Regions from separate parts of the Homo sapiens genome. Here region 2 is linked to region 1. The links are chromatin loops, found by intact Hi-C in ENCODE. Cell type or tissue: Caco-2. All regions are shown on one strand. Links, peaks and the distances in the headings refer to the core of each region. The heading gives the core; the rest is flanking DNA.

Region 1 (8,678 bases), core at 558-8,557:
TGAAAGCAGGTGCCACTGGGAAGGTAGAATTGACAGCATGGGGTCAGAATGCTTGTGGGGAAAGAGAGGGTGCACCCGAGATGATGTCGGAAGTGTAAACCTGAGCTAGACAAATGGTTATTCTTTCCCTAATTATTTAGCACACACTTCTTGACTGTCTCCCCTGTGCTAAGATCTGGGTGCAGTGAATAAGCTGAGATGGAGGACACAGGAGGGGTTCTGGTGAGTTCCTGGAATCGCCTGAGTCTTTTGCTTGGGAAAACGTCTACTTGACCTCTAGAGATGGGGATTTGAGGTGAGGCGGAGAGGCCAGGGGTGGTGCTTTGTTTATTTAAACAGTGGTGACCGGGTTCCTACTGCACATCACATAATACCAGGTTGTGGGGATAAATGCAGGCATGGAGTCTTGCTGATCAGACATGTGTGAGATAAGCATATGAAGAAATTACAGGACAGTGTCAGCAGTGCTGCAAGACAGGTAGGAGCAAAGGGTGGAGCTGGACCCAGGGTTGGCCAAAATCTTTGTGCCAAGGGACTGGGGGTGTGTATCCACACCCAGCAAAAGATGGAGTCATGGGATGGGTCCATAGTGGGAGAGCTGGGAGACTAAGGAGAGATGGATTCCTGGAGAACACTGCAGTGTTTAGGTGCGTGGAGGCCAGTGGGGATCAGGGGACATGGGAAGCACAGTGGGACTGGGGAAGGAAGCCAGGAGTGTGCAGCATGGCGCAAAAGGGGAGGAGGGAAAGAGTTTTACAAAGAGGATGAGGACTGATCATAATCATGAATATTCATAACAAACTGGTTGACTGCACACTGTGTACCATTCAGTCTTCAAATGCATTCTATGCATTGCTTATTTTAGTTCGGAAGACAGCAATAGTAGGCATTATTTTTTATACCATCTTGCCACACCCAGAGTGGCAAGAAGAGGTGGTCGCTGGCTTCTGAGGTCAATGTTTCTTGCACTTTGGAGACTCATAGTCCAAAGAGTTCCTTTCTGATCTGGGTGGAGGTCATCAGTGCTGGCTGAAGTAGAACCAAAGCAAGCAAGCACCCCTTCTGAGAGTCTTGAATTGAATTGCACCTACCCTTTTCCACCCGGCCTCCCCAGGCCTTCCCACACAAACAGGGAGAGGTAGGGGAGAACGCTGTGTTAAAAATGTACTGTCTGTTTAGTTAGAGGACTTGGACTGTTCAGACAAGCCCTGTTCGCCCTGGCATTTCTCACTGTCGGAAAGGTGACTTGGTCTCTCTGCCTTTGGTCTCAGTGGGAGGAGGCGGGGAGGTGGAGTCCTGCAGGTGTGGTCGCCGGCCAGGGTTTTATATGTTTTGCTGCTGAGGAGAGAAAGCACACACAGTTCAGGGCTAATGACAGGGCACCGCAGGTAGGAACATGACTGAGCCCTACAGCTTGCACATGTGTGGTTGGGCAAAAGACAATTGCAGATGTTCCTGGAATTCCCAAACCGGATACAAAATCGCTAGCAGGATGCAGAGAAAGAGGAATGAGCCAAGTGTTTTACATAATGAGAAGCTTGCCTCCCGCCTGGTCTCTCTCTCTCTCTCTCTCTCTCCCTCCCTCTCTCTCCCTCTCCCTCTCCCTCTCTCTCTCTCCCTCTCTCCCTCCCTCTCAGTGCCGTGGCGGGTCGGGCCTCCTTTTCCTGAAATCCCAAGGATTAGGAAACCAGTGTGCGTGTCTGGAGGGCGGAGGGCGGCTCCAGCAGACGGCCTTGTCTTGCTTTGGTCGGTTTATATCCAGGATCCGTGCCTTTCCACCGGGTGTGGTGGGCCCAGAGGCAGCCAAGGAGTGTGCTCTTCTGTCCAGATGAGCCTTGGTGCCCAGAATGGAAAAGAAATCAGGCATCGGGCCTAAGAGGAACTGAAAGCAGCCACCCAACTCTTTCCCAGGGCCCTCATTTTGAATAGAATTCTCTCTGGGTGGCAGCAGACTCAGCTCTGGGACATTTTGCCTCCAGCCTGGACCTTGGAGGCTGACAGTGGGGAGGGCTGGGCCTAGAGGAAGAGCAGAAATGGGGAATATTTGGAAGCGGAGGCTGCTGGACGCAGAGACCTCCTGTTGGGGGTAGTACGTGGAGACAGAACCCTGCTTCTGGGCATCCTGGGGTAGTACTCACAGGGGCAGGGGGCCCAGGCATCTGCCAGAGCCAAAAATAATGAGCCAAGGCTCACATCCCTGCAGTTGGCTTCTCAATCACCGTTCAGTACCTTCTATGACCCCCAGTACAAGGTGGCCCTTAACCATTTGTCAAATGCATCCACTCTCCTCCCTCTCCCCAGTTCTAAAGGGTTCTTGGAGTCCATCTGAGCTGTGTTTCACTTGAGCGAAATGTTTAGGAGTTGGGCAGGAAGACTACTCCTTCATGGTAGCCTTGATGGAAGGTTTTTCTGAACAAGTGATATAAATCCCATGGGGTGGCTCCCCAGACACCTCCTTCTCATCACCTCCTTAACATACAGGAATCTGTGTTTTTAAGGATGCTGAACCCGTGCATCCCGTATCTCTGTCTGGAATTGCACTTCAGGTTCCAATCCTTGCTGCAGTGAACCTGGTGAGTTAATTTTCTTCTCATCAGTTTCAGTGACTACCTCCACAAAACACAGAGAAAATATTTACCTGTCTCATATGTTAATATGAGGATGAAAAGCCGTTTTTCCATGTCAAGTTCTTTCATGGAACAAGTGCTCAATACATGGGAGCTATTATCACGATTATCATATTCTTTTCAAAAGAAAGAGCTCTCTCAGGGTTTCCATTTAAATATTTGATTCTAGACCAGGAGTTGGCTAACTACAGTCTGTGGGCCAAGACCGGCCTGCCACCTGTTTTTGTACAGCTCGTGAGCTAAGAATCCTTTCCACATTAAAAGTTAAAATCAAAAAAAGGAATATTTTGTGACATGTGAAAATTATATGAAATGTAAATTTCCAAGTCTATGAATAAAGTTTTATTGAGACTCAGCTATACCTGTTCATTTGCTTATTGTCTATGGGTGCTTCATGCTACAATGGCAGAGTTGAGTAGCTCCGATGGAGATGTCATGGCCCACAAAGTTGAAAATGTTTACTCTGTGGTCCTTTACAGAAAAAGCTTGCCAGTCCCTATTCTAGATGACTGATTATTAAACAGGGAGTGTAGGAGTAGGTACCTAGTACAAAAATTGCTGGGCTTAATGCTGATTGGAATAGAGTTCACTAACAGTTGGAAAAGAAGAAAATGCAAGTATCTTTGGTATTTTAAAATAACAGAAGTAAAAAGGAAACAGGGACTGAGTTTTTGAGAATCCTGTACTGTTGATGATGTCACTTTTTCAGAAGTAATCTCTAAGTTTCAGTACACAGGCTGTAGGTATTTGCAGAGGGTGTGTGTTCTAAGATTCCCTTAAGCAGGGAACTCCCTAGGCTGTTGAATGGGTCAGGGTGGGGGTTGACAGTGGGGAGTGGAAGGGGGAGGCTTGACTCATGTCCACCCTCCTCATCCCTCTGCCTTTCCACAAGTGGGAGCTGCCTGTAGAAACAGAGCATTGCTTAAGAAGCTCAAGTTTTATTTCACCTGTTGGGTGTATTTGTCTGTTTATACTCTGCCTCATTCCACTTTCTTCTAGAAAGGATTTAAGGCAGCCAGGACCCTTCAGTGTCAAAAATCCCAGATCCTAGAAGAAGCAATGCCTAGGGGCTGTGTTTGAGGGGAGTACGCAGAGTGAGGTGTCACTGATGATTTCAAAGAGGTGACCCTGGAGCTGAACTGTTTTTCAACGAAGGGAACATTCTTTTCTTGCCTTTATCTCTCTGTCCCCTGTCACCCCGATCTCTGCTCCCACTCCCAACTCCTCAAAGGGCAAATTGTGTTGCCTTGGGTCTCATGGAGGAGAGAAGGCAGGGACAGAGAAGAGTCTGCCCGAAGCAAATGCCAATCCTTGCAGAGTGCCGAGCGAGCTGGGAGCAGCGGTGAGCTGGGTTGAGGGGCAGCCATAGGAACAAGCGCAGGGAGAAGGCTGAGTAATGGACGGGAGGCACAGTGGGTGACAGGGCTGAGAGCACAATTTATGAGTCACCCCGAGCAGCTGCTCTTTGCCCCAGGGGAGCAACTCACACATTCCCAAGGGAGCCAGTGCCTGGGAGACGTGACGTCGTTGTCACTGGGAGAGGAGTTTCAACCATGTGTGGCTTCGGAGGAGCTTGTTCCCATGGGTAACACCCAAGATTCTCAGGATGCAAAATCCCAGCCAAAAGGAGATGGGGCTCTAAGACTTCTTGTGCATGCTTGTATGTATGTATGTATGTGTGTGCAGGTGTGCATATGTGTGTGTGTGCATGTGTGTGAAAGAATGTGTCTCCTCCATGCTGAGACCTCATTATTAACTGCTGATCTGTGCATCCAGGGTGGTAAGAACTTTCATCGTTCATGGAGGAGGTGGTGGCTCTGTGACTAATAGCCCGCCAGTCCGTAGCCATCCCAACATTTTTCTCAAGGATGCTCCCTCCACAAAATCCTGCTCCAAACCCATGATTTGCATGAAACATTCCCTGTTCAACCACGACGGCTCCTCATCTGGCATGTACATTTGGATCATGGTTAGAGGGGGCTGGCCACCTCTGATTGAATTCAGAAAGCCAGCCCGGTGCCGCCCACTGACTCTCTCCCAGGCATCAGCCTTAAAGTTCTGGCAGCTATTCCCAGCTAAATGGGTGCATCAGGCCTTCTTACTGCATAGATAGTTAATAGGGGAAGGAAGAGAGCTCACTCACAGCCTCTCACTGCTGCAGTTTGTTTTATAAACCTGATAGGCACACAGCAAACCCAATGACCAGATACAATGGAAGCAGCCTTTCCTTTTGCACTGTCACCAGCCGTGGCTTTATAAAACCGTTGTTTTTCCTTACCTGGGAAGCCCTTGGGCTGTCCCTTACTTCCTTGATAAGCCAGGCAAGGACATGACAACCTTTAAAATATTGTATCTCTGTGGATAACTGAGCCCAAGAAGAGGAAGGATCTAGTGTATGCCTCCTTAACAATGAAATGAAAAACACAGGGAGCCAAAACCAAGTTTAAATGAGGGTCAGTGGATAACGCATGAACTGGGAACACAATTTGGTTGGGGAAGCTTGTCTATCCGTGGTGTTTTCTGGATAGCTGTTTTCCAGCACACACAAGTATACAACACTTATTTAAAACAGGCCAAGTGCGGTGGCTTACACCTATAACCCCAGCGCTTCGGGAGGCCGAGGCGGGAGGATCACTTGAGCCCAGAAGTTCAAGACCAGCCTGGGCAATGTAGTGAGACCTCATCTCTACAACAAATTTGAAAATTAGCTGGATGTGGTGGCACACACCTGTGGTCCCAGGCACTTGGGAGGCTGAGGCAGGAGGATTGCTTGAGCCCTGAAGGTCAAGGCTGCAGTGAGCCATGACTGTGCCACTGCACTCCAGCCTGGGAAACAGAGGAAAACCCTGTCTCAAAGAAATAATAAAAGAAAAGAAATAAAACAGACTTCCCCAAGAATAGTAAACCACAGTTACAAGTTCATATTTGTAAGTTTATTGTTTTATTGAATCTATTTTTTGGGGTGGATACTTGTTGATAGTCCCTGTGGGTACCTGGGATGTTCCTCCTAGCATAGACGGCAAAAATTTCCAGTGAATTCCTCATTTCCTCCTGTTTCTTTGTGAATGCCCGTAGCTTTAAGGGCCTCTCACCTCCTCAGAGGCAGAGGAGGTTTGTGGACTGGGTGCTAAGCTAATACCCAGGAACTGAATTTTGTTTTGTTTGCTCCACCCACTCTTGGGTAGAGGTGCCGATAGGATGGCCACACTGTGGCCACAGCAAACAGAAATGACCAGCACTACCCAGATAGGAAGCACACGTGCCCAGCTGATCCTTCGGTCCTGGGGAGCTACCTGAATCTCATGGGAAACCCACTTTCCTTTTTCCCCACCACAGACTTGGCTTTCTGCTTCCTTTCTGCTCTGCTCTTTCTGAAAATGCAAATGTGTGTTGGGCAGATCTCCTATGCAGGGAGATTGGCAGAGCCCCTAGGGACACTTGACTGACCAAGGCTTCTTCGTGGAGAGCTGTTTTCTGGTTTATTCTGTCTTGTGATCGATAGGAAACACTGGCCAGGCTTCTTATTTTCCAAGGCTGCTGCTTTCTGACAGGCTTTAAGGGATTAAGGGTTGAATACAGGTGGGTTTCTTCCCCCTCCTGACTCTGTCACCTGGACATTGCCATGGCAATAATCCTCCCTGAAACAAAAATAAAGGGCAGAACCGGTTGGACAGAAAGTGTAGCCGAAAAGTCTTCCAGGGACACTGAGAGTTGAGGGACTTTGAGGCCGCATGGGGCTCCATAGAGCAGCAATCCCCAACCTTTTTGGCACCAGGGACTGGTTTTCTGGAAGATAATTTTTCCGTGGATGTGGTGGGGTGGGGTGGGGTGGGGGTAGTTTCTGGATGATTCAAGCACATTACACTTATTGTGTACTTTATTTCTATTATTATTACATTGTAATATGAAATAATTATACAATTCACCATAACATAGAATCTGTGGGAGCCCTGAGCTTGTTTTCCTACAACTAGACAGTCCCATCTGGGGGCGATGGGAGACAGTGACAGATCATCAGGCATTAGATTCTCATAAGGAATGCACAACCTACATTCCTCACATGTGCAGTTCACAATAGGGTTCTCGCTCCTATAAGAATTTGATGCCATCACTGATCTTACAGGAGGTGGAGCTCAGGTGGTAATGTGAGCAATGGGGAGCGGCTGTCAATACAAATGACACTTTGCTCACTCACCCACCACTCACCTCCTGCTGTGCAGCCTGGTTCTTAACAGGCCATGGAGCAGTAATGCGTCCATGGCCTGGGGGTTAGGAACCCCTGCTATAGATCATGTCCACAAGAGCAAGGAGGTAAAAAAAAAAATGAGTGGCCTTGGTGTTAGGGAACACTATACATCAAAGTGCCATCAACTTGTGCTTTAGAGAAAAGCTGCAGTTTGGTTCCTTCACAGATGAGGTGGAATGATTTTCTTTCTGCAGCCAGCAATCCTGTCTGGTCTCCCTCCACCCATGGAGGGTTCAGAGCAGTAGCTCCATAATCTGTCACTGGAGTTTAGCTGGTTTGTGATTCACGAGGAGGAGAGGGAGGCTGGGGATTATAATCTGTTCTGCAAAATCTTGTGGGCTGTGCAATGGTTGAGGTTTTTGGCTGCTTGAAAAGCCCTGAGGTTTTTTAGGAAGGCAGATTTTACTATGTCAGCACTGAAAGATTGGTTTTGGAATTTAGGGAGGAAAAACCCACAATAGCTAGAAGAAGAGAGGTGAATATTATTCTCTGCTAAAAAGAAAAAATTCTTTTATCAGTCTCCTGGAGAGAAGTGGGACTGGCTTTTGGTGGTTACAGGGTGGGCTGTCAGGAGTCACTTTTCTTCACTTCTCTCTCTCTCTCTTTTTTTTTTTTCTCTCTTTTAAAGTCCTCTGTGGAATGTTTGGAAAAGATTGGCAGATTCTAAAAGAAAATGCTGTTGGCTCCTGGAATTGTCTCAGTGGCAGCACAGAGTGATGACCCTCTGGGACTTGGTACCAACAGGCATCTCACTGCCCTGTTTCACTGGAGAGAGAAGGACAGAAAGGGAAAGAGAGAGGAAGGGAAGGGGTGAAGAGGGGAAGGGAGGGAAGGGAAGAAGGGAAGGGAGAGGAAGGAAGGAAGGAAAGATAGATTGAGATCTGCATGGGGTAGTTTTGCATGCAGCCTCCCTTGGGGCAGGGAGGTGGTTTGGCAACCTGGCTGACCTTTCCAGGACTTCTCTAGCCCTGAAAGACGAGGCACACACATTGTTGGGTGACGTGTACAGATGAACGTGGCAGCTGCTCGTCCATTCACCCAACAGATATTCACTGAGTGCCTACTAAGTGCTGGGCGCTAGTGACCAACAAAACAGAAAAAAACCTTTGCTCTCCCTCACTAGAGTGAAGACAGACTCTAAGCTGATAGACAAATTGATCTGGAAGTGATAAATGCTGTGGAATAAAAGAGAGGGGTGAGGGATAAAGAGTGATGGAGGGCACAGTTAAGAGTGTGGCCGGGGATGGGCGCGGTGGCTCACGCCTGTAATCCCAGCACTTTGGGAGGCCGAAGCAGATAGATCATCTGAGGTCAGGAGTTCGAGACCAGCCTGACTGACATGAAGAAACCCCGTCTCTACTAAAAATGCAAAATTAGCCAGGCGTGGTGGCGCATGCCTGTAATCCCAGCTACTCGGGAGGCTGAGGCAGGAGAATCTCTTGAACCTGGGAGGCAGAGGTTGTGGTGAGCCAAGATCGCACAACTGCAGTCCAGCCTGGGCAACAAGAGCCAAACTCTGTCTCAAGAAAAAAAAAAAAAAAAAAAAGAGTGTGGCCAGGCTGGGCACGGTGAATCACGCCTGTAATCTTAGCACTTTGGGAGGCAAGGAGGGTAGATCGCTTGAGCTCAGGAATTTGAGACTAGCTTGGGAAACATGGTGAAACCCTTTCTTTGCAAAAAATACAAAAATTAGCCAGGCACGGTGGTGCATGCCTGTAGTCTCGGCTACTTGGGAGGCTGAGGTGGGAGGATCATCTGAGCCCGGGGAGGTTGAAGCTGCAGTGAGCTATGATTGCACCACTGCA
Region 2 (8,678 bases), core at 313-8,312, 53 kb before region 1:
CTGTGCTGGGCCTTGAATTAAGGTCCTAATTCAGACATGAAATGCATGCTGATCAAACTTATTTGGGGGAAAAAGGAGGATTCTGTAAAATCATACCCACAAAAAAAAAAAAGGAAAAGAAAAAAAAAACCATTGAGTTTGATTCTTAACAACTTCATTGCTCCTGGATGAAGAGGGTCAATAAGCTATTGATACTCAGGACATGGTGGCGGTGATTGTGGGAGGGAGAATGGCTTTTGGTAGATCTGGTCTGGAGGTTCCTGCTTTCTGAGGAAGAGACTGCCTGAACCTAGACATTCCAAGTTCATTTTGTAGATGGCACTTTCCCTGCAGGACCAAAACTGCGACAGCCACAGGTATTTCCTAAACCACCAGTCCTGTATTAGGTGAGACTCACATGGTGGATAACCAACAGGTGGTCATAAAAGATGTACTTTTCAAGGCTGAGTGTGGTGGCTCATGCCTATAATCCCAGCACTTTGGGAGGCCAAGGTGGGAGGATCGCTTGAAGCCAAGAGTTCAAGACTAGCCTGGGCAACATAGTGACACGCCATCTCTTTTTTTTTTTTTCTTTTTCTTTTTTTTTGAGACAGAGCCTTGCTCTTGCTGCCCAGGCTGGAGTGCAGTGGCACAGTCTTGGCTCACTGCAACTTCCACCTCCTGGGTTCAAGTGATTCTGCTGCCTCAGCCTCCCAAGTAGCTGGGATTACAGGCGTGCACCACCATGCCCGGCTAATTTTGTATTTTTAGTAGAGATGGCATTTCACCATGTTGGCCAGGCTGGTCTCAAACTCCTGACCTCAGGTGATCCACCTGCCTTGGCCTCCCAAAGTTCTGGGATTACAGGTGCGAGCTACCGTGCCTGCCTAGACCCCATCTCTTAAAAAGAAAAAAAAAGATGCACTTTTCTGAGTAGGAACAATGATTGAATCCTGAAAGTAAAGAAGAAGGGCAGAGATTTATGTAGAGGAACCCTTTCGTGAGGTGATTTCTGGACTGGGTCAGTAGGATACAAACCTTATTGATGTGCTACTCATAGAATAAGAAGACCTGATGGGCCTCATAGTGTAGCTCAGAGAGTCCTGAATGAAGCTGTGGGGAGACCTGCCTCTTGTCGTCTTTCACCATGGCTGTCTGTACATCCAAGGCAATTCTCCAACCCCCTTGGGCCTCTGCTACCCCACTGGTGAAATGAAGGAGGTTGACCAGATGCCCCTGTGATTCCTTGCAGGGGCCTCAGTCCCACTTCTTGCTTTTGGCAGTGTTTGCCAGCTCAGCTCTTGGGTGTACCACCCCAGGCCTGTTGCTAGGTCCCTGGTACAAGCCTTTGGGACCAGTTTCAAGAGAGTGTTTAATACACAACCCTGCAGACTCTCACAGACCTTTCTGGGTAACACTTACTTCATTGCACTTTTAAAAATGAAAACGAAAGAAAATGCAGCTTAGCCGACTCACAGTAATCAGGGCTGACAGATGTCACTCAGAATTTTATTATTTAAAGCCACAATGATTTTCCAAATAACCTAAAAATATATAATCCAACCTCAAAATAGTGTCCTGTAACAGAGGCCAGGGAACCCTATAGGAAATGAAGTCAATATCTTGGCACCTCTTGCTTGCTGGTTCCGGGGCTTTGAACACTTTTATGTCCTCTGAGAAATACAGGAACATGGAACCATATCAAGTTGCTTAGTGAGGCCTCCAAGGTCTCAGAGAGCTGGGGGTGTCTCGGGTGCTTCTCCTGGGACCTAAGCCAGCGTGACACTTCTTCTGGTCCCAACAGCGTTTCCTCCTCATTCTATGAGAGCATGGGTGGAGATATAATAGCCTTCACGTATTTTAAAAATCAAGCATCTTCCTGTCAATAGGTTGTTCTGCTATATTCAGAAGATCACATTCTGAATCTGGCCACGTGGGTGTTAAAGATAGTTGCATAAGGAAGCTAAAGTTTATTGAGTAGATACTAACATCCAGACACTGTGCTAAACCCTCATTTATTCCTTATAATTATTTATTAAATACAGATGCTTCTCTACTAACAATGGGATCACGTCTTGATACCCATCATAAGATGAAAATATTGTAAGTCAAAAATGCAGTTAAGACACTGCTCTTACCAAACACTATAGCTTAGCCTAATGTACCTTAAACATTAGTAGAACACTTACTTTAGCCTACAGTTGGGCAAATCATGTAACACAAAGCCTGTTTTATAATAAAATCTTTTATTTTTTTTTTTGAGGCGGGGTTTCTCTCTTGTCATCCAGGTTGGAGTGCAATGGCACGATCTCAGCTCACTGCAACCTCCGTCTTCTGGGTTCAAGTGAGTCTCCTGCCTCAGCTTCCTGAGTAGCTGGGACTACAGGCATGCGCCACTATGCCCAGCTAATTTTTTTTATTTTTTTATTTTTTTATTTTTAGCAGAGACAGGGTTTCACCATTTTGGTCAGGCTTGTCTCGAACTCCTGACCTCAGGCGATCTGCCTGCCTCGGCCTCCCAAAGTGCTGGGATTACAGGTATGAACCACCTCCCGGCCTATAATAAAATCTTGAATATGTTATATGATTTATTGAATTTTTTTTAGTATCTTCAAAGTGAAAAACAGAATTGTTGTATGGGTACTTGAAGTGTGGTTTCGGCTGAATTTGTTTTGCTCTCACGCCATCATAAAGTAGGAAAATTGTATGTTGGGGACTATCTGCATTATTTATACTTATATCAATGACATTAACAGATAATTAATAGTGATGTATGAATTAAAGAAGCTTGTGAAATTTACTGCCCCATTTTACAGATGAGGAAGTTGAGGCCCCGAGAGACTAAGGAACTTGCCCAGTGTATGAGAGCTAAGAGATGGCAGAACACGTTGGGTTTGCATCTGGGTGGGTGGATAGGGGTTTGGGAGCTGGCATGAATTTCATTGCTGGCTAAAGATCCTGAGCCAGCAGTCCCCGGGCCAGCGGGTGGGACCAGCAAGGCTGTCTTCCTAGGACTGAGGATTGGAGAACTGGTCTGCCTCAACGTGGGAGGGAAGAGGGGACACTTTGCGCTTGGTGCCCATGCCCCACCCTTTCCGAGGAGCTGTCAGATGCTAGGCCCTGTGATCCCAGGTGGAGGCCCAGCAAGGTACCCGCTGCAAGTTATCTTTCCAGATCGGTCTCCAGGAAGCATCTCCGTGTGGCTTCCGAGCTGGGGGAGCTGCAGGCCGGGCTGCCAGCATCTGACTGGCTGTTATTTGGTTTTCTCTGACTAGATCTTTGTTTCTGTGAAACCCTTAGCTGCTGAGGCTCTCGTGCTGCAGCTTAATCGGCGCTGCATGGAGTGCTAGCCTGGTTAAGTAAACACCGTTGGAATATTACCTGTCTGTTAACCTGTCAAAATTGCTTTACAGCCCCCTTTTATCTTCCCCCCGACGGAATTTCCCCTGGAGTTTTCTGCCTCCTCTCTGGTTCCTTTCCTCGCCTGCCCTCCTTCTCCTGCAAAGCTTCCCCACCCCCGGAGTCATTAAATATTGTCAGAGTTCCGCCTCTTATGGCTGCCTTGTTTGCTCAGTTCAGATAAATTGTTGTTGACTCTGTGATGCAGACCAAGGGCACTGGGCTCCCAGCCCCAAGGAAGGAAGCATGAGGTCTGCCAGGTGGGAAGAGGCGAGGGGTCTGGGGGAGGATGCATGGGCGGGGGCCCTGCCTCCCTGGCTGCACCTCGCTCCCCCTGGTCGCCTCAGAAGGAGCCAGTGCTCTGTCCGGCCTCACCGTCTCGCAGGCCTTCTTCCTTCCCTGCTTGCCGGCACCACCCTCTCTCTAAACAATGAGTTTATGAATTTGAGGGTCTTAGGGGAACATCCAGTTCTAACCCTCACAGCCCTTAGAGGCTAAGCCCCGACTCCGTGTTTCGGTTTTAGGCTTGGACTGAATGAGTTCTAGGATTCTTTGGAGATTCCACCTTAAAAAAACTGTGGTAAAATACATATAACAATATAACATCATTTACCGTTTTAACCAACTTAAAGTATACGGTTCAGTGACATGAAAGCATTTACAGTGTTGTGCAACCATCACCACTATTTGTATTCAGAACTTTTTTCCAAGTCCTTTAAAAATCTTTATTGAATGAAAATTGGTATGCATAAATTGTACATTGTTTAATACACACATTTTGAAGAGTCTGGACGTATGCATACACCACCCCAAAAGGAAAGCCTGCGCTCATTAGGCGGTCATTTCTCCATTCTCCCTTCCCTCCAGCCCCTGCCAAACATTAGTCTACTTTCTGGCTCTATGGATTTGCCTATTCTGAATATTCTACATAAACAGAACCTCACAATATGTGGCCTTTCGTGTCTGGCTTCTTTCACAGAGCATAATAGCTTCAAGGTTCTGGAGATCCACTTTTGTCTTCTACTTAGAGGGTGGAGACTGATCTAAGGAACGGTGGGTGACCGCTGGAGACCTGTGGGGAGGTCTTAACTTATTTCTGGCAGTAGTTCCTTGTTCTTGGCAGCCTTGAGCCTCTGATCTCTCCAGCAGTGGCCTGGTACCTGGAGAATTTCTGCTGCATATTTGGGGAGGTCATTTTGACTTTCACTGAAACCGCCAGGCCCTCCCTCTTCCCTGGGCCTCTGCCACCTCCCTGATCCAGTCAGATGCTTCTGTCCTGCCATCTCTGGGTCAGAAATCTGACAACTCATGGAAACAGTTCATCTTTGGGCACTTGGGCTCAGCACACTGGGTAGAAAAGCCTCTCACTTTTAATCAGAGAGCCGGATGACAAAATTAGGGGTGTGTGTTTTGGGGTTAGCTGGGGGTTTGAGTCTCAGCTCTGCCATCACCTAGCTAGGTATCCTCAGTGCTCCCACCTATCAAATAGAAGTGGCCGTGCCCATCTTTTAGGACTATGATGATTGAATGCACTGATAACTTTAAGTTACTTTGTGTAGTGCCTGGTGTTTAGGATGTATACGGTAATTGGTGATTGTTAATGAAATCTAGGTTAAAAAGATAATCAGTGCAGTACCCCATCCTCCTACCACCCTATCAACGTTTGCCATTCTAGAGTTTTTAGCAACTTTTAGAAACCACACAGGGCTTTAGTGCATCTTGTCACTAGATGGATTTGCTAGTTTTCAGGATTCTAGAAGGCTCCAAACTCAGATCATGGTTTGGTCCGTGACAAGGAGAAAACCTTGGTTATATGCAAGACCGTAACAAAATTTCCCCATTTCTTTTCTTTTTTTCCTTTTTTTTTTTTTTGCCCCGCCATTTTTGGAATTTCTTATAGTCTAAGATGATTCTTACTATACTCATGTTTCCATCCCACCAAACCTTGAATCCATTGAGACTCAAATGGGCTCTAGAGAGCATGAAAGAGTTAACGTGTCCCTGAGTGCCCAGTTTCTTACAGGATTAGGGGAAAAGTGACTTTATTTTTATTTGCAGCCCGACTCAAGCTCAGTGTAATTCCACAAACTGTTGAATACCTTCTACGGGAGTTCACAGGCAGTCCGTGGGGATGGTCACAGGCACGTGATGTCAGGTTCTGTTTTTGGCTGTCTTGAGTGATTAGTGAGTTGCGTAACCTCTTTGTTCACCAGGTCCCTGTCTGGGAATCATTTGCCCTCAGCCTGTGTGTGTCCTGTGGGGCGAGAGGGGGAGTGCTCTGCTCACCACCCTGCACCCGCTGCCCGGCTCTGCTTCCCACTCTTGGCTGGTGCCCCGTGGGCCTTTCAGGCGATCTGGGCGGAAGTAGGTCAGGGACCTTCCAGCTGTGGGATCCCCAGTGGGGTGAGTCCGTTGCTTTGCTTGGCTGTTGGAGCTGAACCCACTTTTGTTTCCTAAAGGAGTAGCCTTTTAGTTTTAATTGAAAAAGCAAGCACCGTACTTCTGTCAAGCAAAAAGGTGTGAATTTCCTTCTTTTTTTTCCTCCCTGATATTATATGTGTATTTTTTTCTTTAGGAAGGGTGAGCCTGTGGATTTTCTTCCTAAAGTCAGTTTTATTGAGGAATAATTTACATACAGTAAAATTCATCCTTTTTTTAGTGTTCAGTGGACTCCATTTCTTTTTTCTTTTTTTTTTTTCTTTTGAGACAGGGCCTTGCTCTGTCATCTAGACTGGAGTACGGTGGTGCCATCAGAGCTCACTGCAGCCTTGATCACCCAGGCTTAAGCTATCCTCCTGCCTCAACCTCCCGAGTAGCTGAGACCACAGGCATGTACTACCATGCCTAGCTAGTTTTTCCATTTTTTATTTTTTGTAGAGACGGAGGTCTCACTGTATTGCCCACGGTGGTCTTGACCTCTTGGCCTCAAGTGATCCTCCCATCTCGGCCTCCCAAAGTGCTGGGTTTACAGGCATGAGCCACTGTGCCTGGCTAGGATTTCAGTTTTTAATGCAAGGCTGTCTTCCTAAAATATCCCCATAATCAGATTTGGAGTGCTGTGGCTTCATCTAGGCATGCAGAGTTGAGTACCTGAGAAGGCAGTGCTTGATGTATGGTCCTTGAGATGAAATGGATTCAGGCATACTAAGAAAGTGGTACAAGGGAGACACATTAAAATGAGTTTTTACCCTTTCATTGTGAGAGTTGAATGACAATTGCTAGACATTTGCCTATGTAGTTTTAGAAAGATTCTAACTGGAGCAGCGCTTGGCTGGAGGAGGTCAATTGTATGTCTGCGGAAAGGGTTCAGACAGACTTGTCATCATTTCCTGGCGCTGACCCTGGCTCTTACCTGGAAAGCCCCTAAACCACCCACCCCAGGGATCCACGGTGCAGGGAAGGTGGTCATGCAGAAAACAACCTCTAGCGAGTTGCTCGGCTGAGGCCCTCTGTAGGTGACCTTGTCTTGCCTCCAAAAGACTGGACCTCCTTTTCTTCTTCAGTGGTAAAAGGAGTTTCTTGGTGCCACCGTGGGCTCTGGGCAGAGACTGTGCCTTCCTCCCTTTTGTGTCTGAGTCGCCCCGCATGCTTTGGCGCAGGGAGTTTGGGCCAGAGCGATCTCCAGCCCCTTCCAGTTCACTGGCTCTGTGATAAGGTTCCTGGGGATTTTGTGTCATGTTGCTTGGAAACCAGATGGAAATAGGCCAATTACCATTGAAGTGGGGCGGCTCCTGAATGTTCCAGGACCAGGAGATTTGAGCTAGGCTTGGGACCTTCTCTTTGCTGGGTCTCTCCCTGGTCCTGCCTCCTAAGAAAGAGAAAACAAGCAAATACTCTGTCTACATTCAGATACGATGCCTTACATGAGAGTAAGAGAGCAGGAGGAAACTGCTCAGCTGCCTCATTTTCCTCCTGGGGTGGAGGTGGATGATTGTCTTGCCTTCAATCTTTAAGAGGCTGAAGCCAGCCTCTGACCACCTTGGGCATGATGGCTGGACCCGCAATGTGCCTGTCAGTAGAAGGAAGGGAGATTTCGAAGGCTGGAGAGGACAGCTTTGTCTCTTCGCAGCAGCCTGTGGGCTCCCAGCCATATCCTGGCTGAGCGATAGCACATCCAGCTTGCTTGGGGCCAGGGCTGAATCACCATGAATCCCCCACAGCTTGGCAGTGGCTGCTTAAAGAGACCCAGGGCTGAAATAACAGGGGAGGTTAGAGGCTCTCGCTGGAATCAGGCTAAATGAGAGAATGGCAAAGATGAGGGAATCTATCAGAATCTACTGAGATTCAGGGATAGGCCGGGCCTGTCTGCAGGGGAAGAGATGGGTGTGGGCATTGGAGCATTGCTACAGGAAGCCCAGGGGCCAGCTCTGTGGGCTTAAGCTCGATGCCTTCATTCCAAGGGGCCCTTCTACTAACACAATTTAACATGATTGAGAGTTTTCACTTTGCTAAAGTCCTTAAAGACCTTGCCACATTTAAGCCTACCCACTGTCACATATATATTGGCCCATTTTACAGATGAGAAAGCGAGGCGTAGAAGGATTAAGTAACTACCCAAAGTCAAGAGCAGATGGATTATTTCTCCCTCAGGTTGTGTCGCTACCTTTTTAGGCCAATCCTTTGTTAGCTTGCTTGCACAATGGGATTCCTAAGCCTGGAGGAAGCTACCTCTATCTGCAGTCACAGCTCATTGCTGTGTGTGCTTGATTAATGTTGGTCCTGTGTTAGTCTATTATCATAGTGCTATGAAGAAATACCCGAGACTGGGTAATTTATCAAGATAAAGAGGTTTCATGGACTCACAATTCCACATGGCTGGGGAGGCCTCACAATCATGGCGGAAGGAAAAGGAGAAGCAAAGGCGCCTCTTACATGGTGGCAGGCAAGAGAGTGTGTGCAGGGGAACTGCCCTTTATAAAACCATCAGATCTCGTGAGACTTATTTACTGTCATGGGAATAGCATAGGAAAAACCTGCCCCCATGATTCAATTACCTCCCACCAGGTCCCTCCCATGACATGTAGGGACTATGGGAGCTACAATTCAAGATGAGATTTGGGTGGGGACACAGCCAAACCATATCAGGTCTCCTTCCACTGGACTGGGGAGCTGGATGTTTTTGTTGCATATTTTATCTCCAATACTTGGCAAATTAGACTCTTTAATTGTTGAATGTGGCCAGGCATAGTGGCTCATGCCTGTAATCTCTGCACTTTGGGAGCCTGAGGTGGGAGGATCACTTGAGCCCAGGAGTTCGAGACCAGCCTGGGAGATATAGGGAGACCCCATTGCTAAAAAAA

Evidence for each region. Hi-C counts contacts between places; a loop is a spot of excess contacts. Peaks named below come from ENCODE experiments on the same cell type or tissue, not always from the same donor. Only the 100,000 strongest peaks of a DNase experiment are listed, where the experiment ranks them.
Region 2: it touches region 1 in a loop (4-fold over the local background); 4 of 110 quality-filtered maps call a loop at or near these places.

The regions. Positions count from the first base shown.
Region 1 is chr17:72,461,119-72,469,796 of GRCh38, reverse strand. All of the region lies in intron 1 of LINC00673 (long intergenic non-protein coding RNA 673), which reads left to right. Among named protein-coding and RNA genes, the nearest start is that of LINC02003, 120 kb to the right of the region's middle. RefSeq lists enhancers at 1,025-1,702, 4,089-4,298. In Caco-2, for the core only: no CTCF peak of the experiment used is centred there; DNase peaks (open chromatin) are centred at 3,446 and 4,096; H3K4me3 peaks cover 479 bases.
Region 2 is chr17:72,513,893-72,522,570 of GRCh38, reverse strand. All of the region lies in intron 1 of LINC00673 (long intergenic non-protein coding RNA 673), which reads left to right. Among named protein-coding and RNA genes, the nearest start is that of LINC00673, 75 kb to the left of the region's middle. RefSeq lists enhancers at 5,166-5,674, 6,637-6,826, 6,974-7,474. In Caco-2, for the core only: no CTCF peak of the experiment used is centred there; DNase peaks (open chromatin) are centred at 3,370 and 5,602; H3K4me3 peaks cover 410 bases.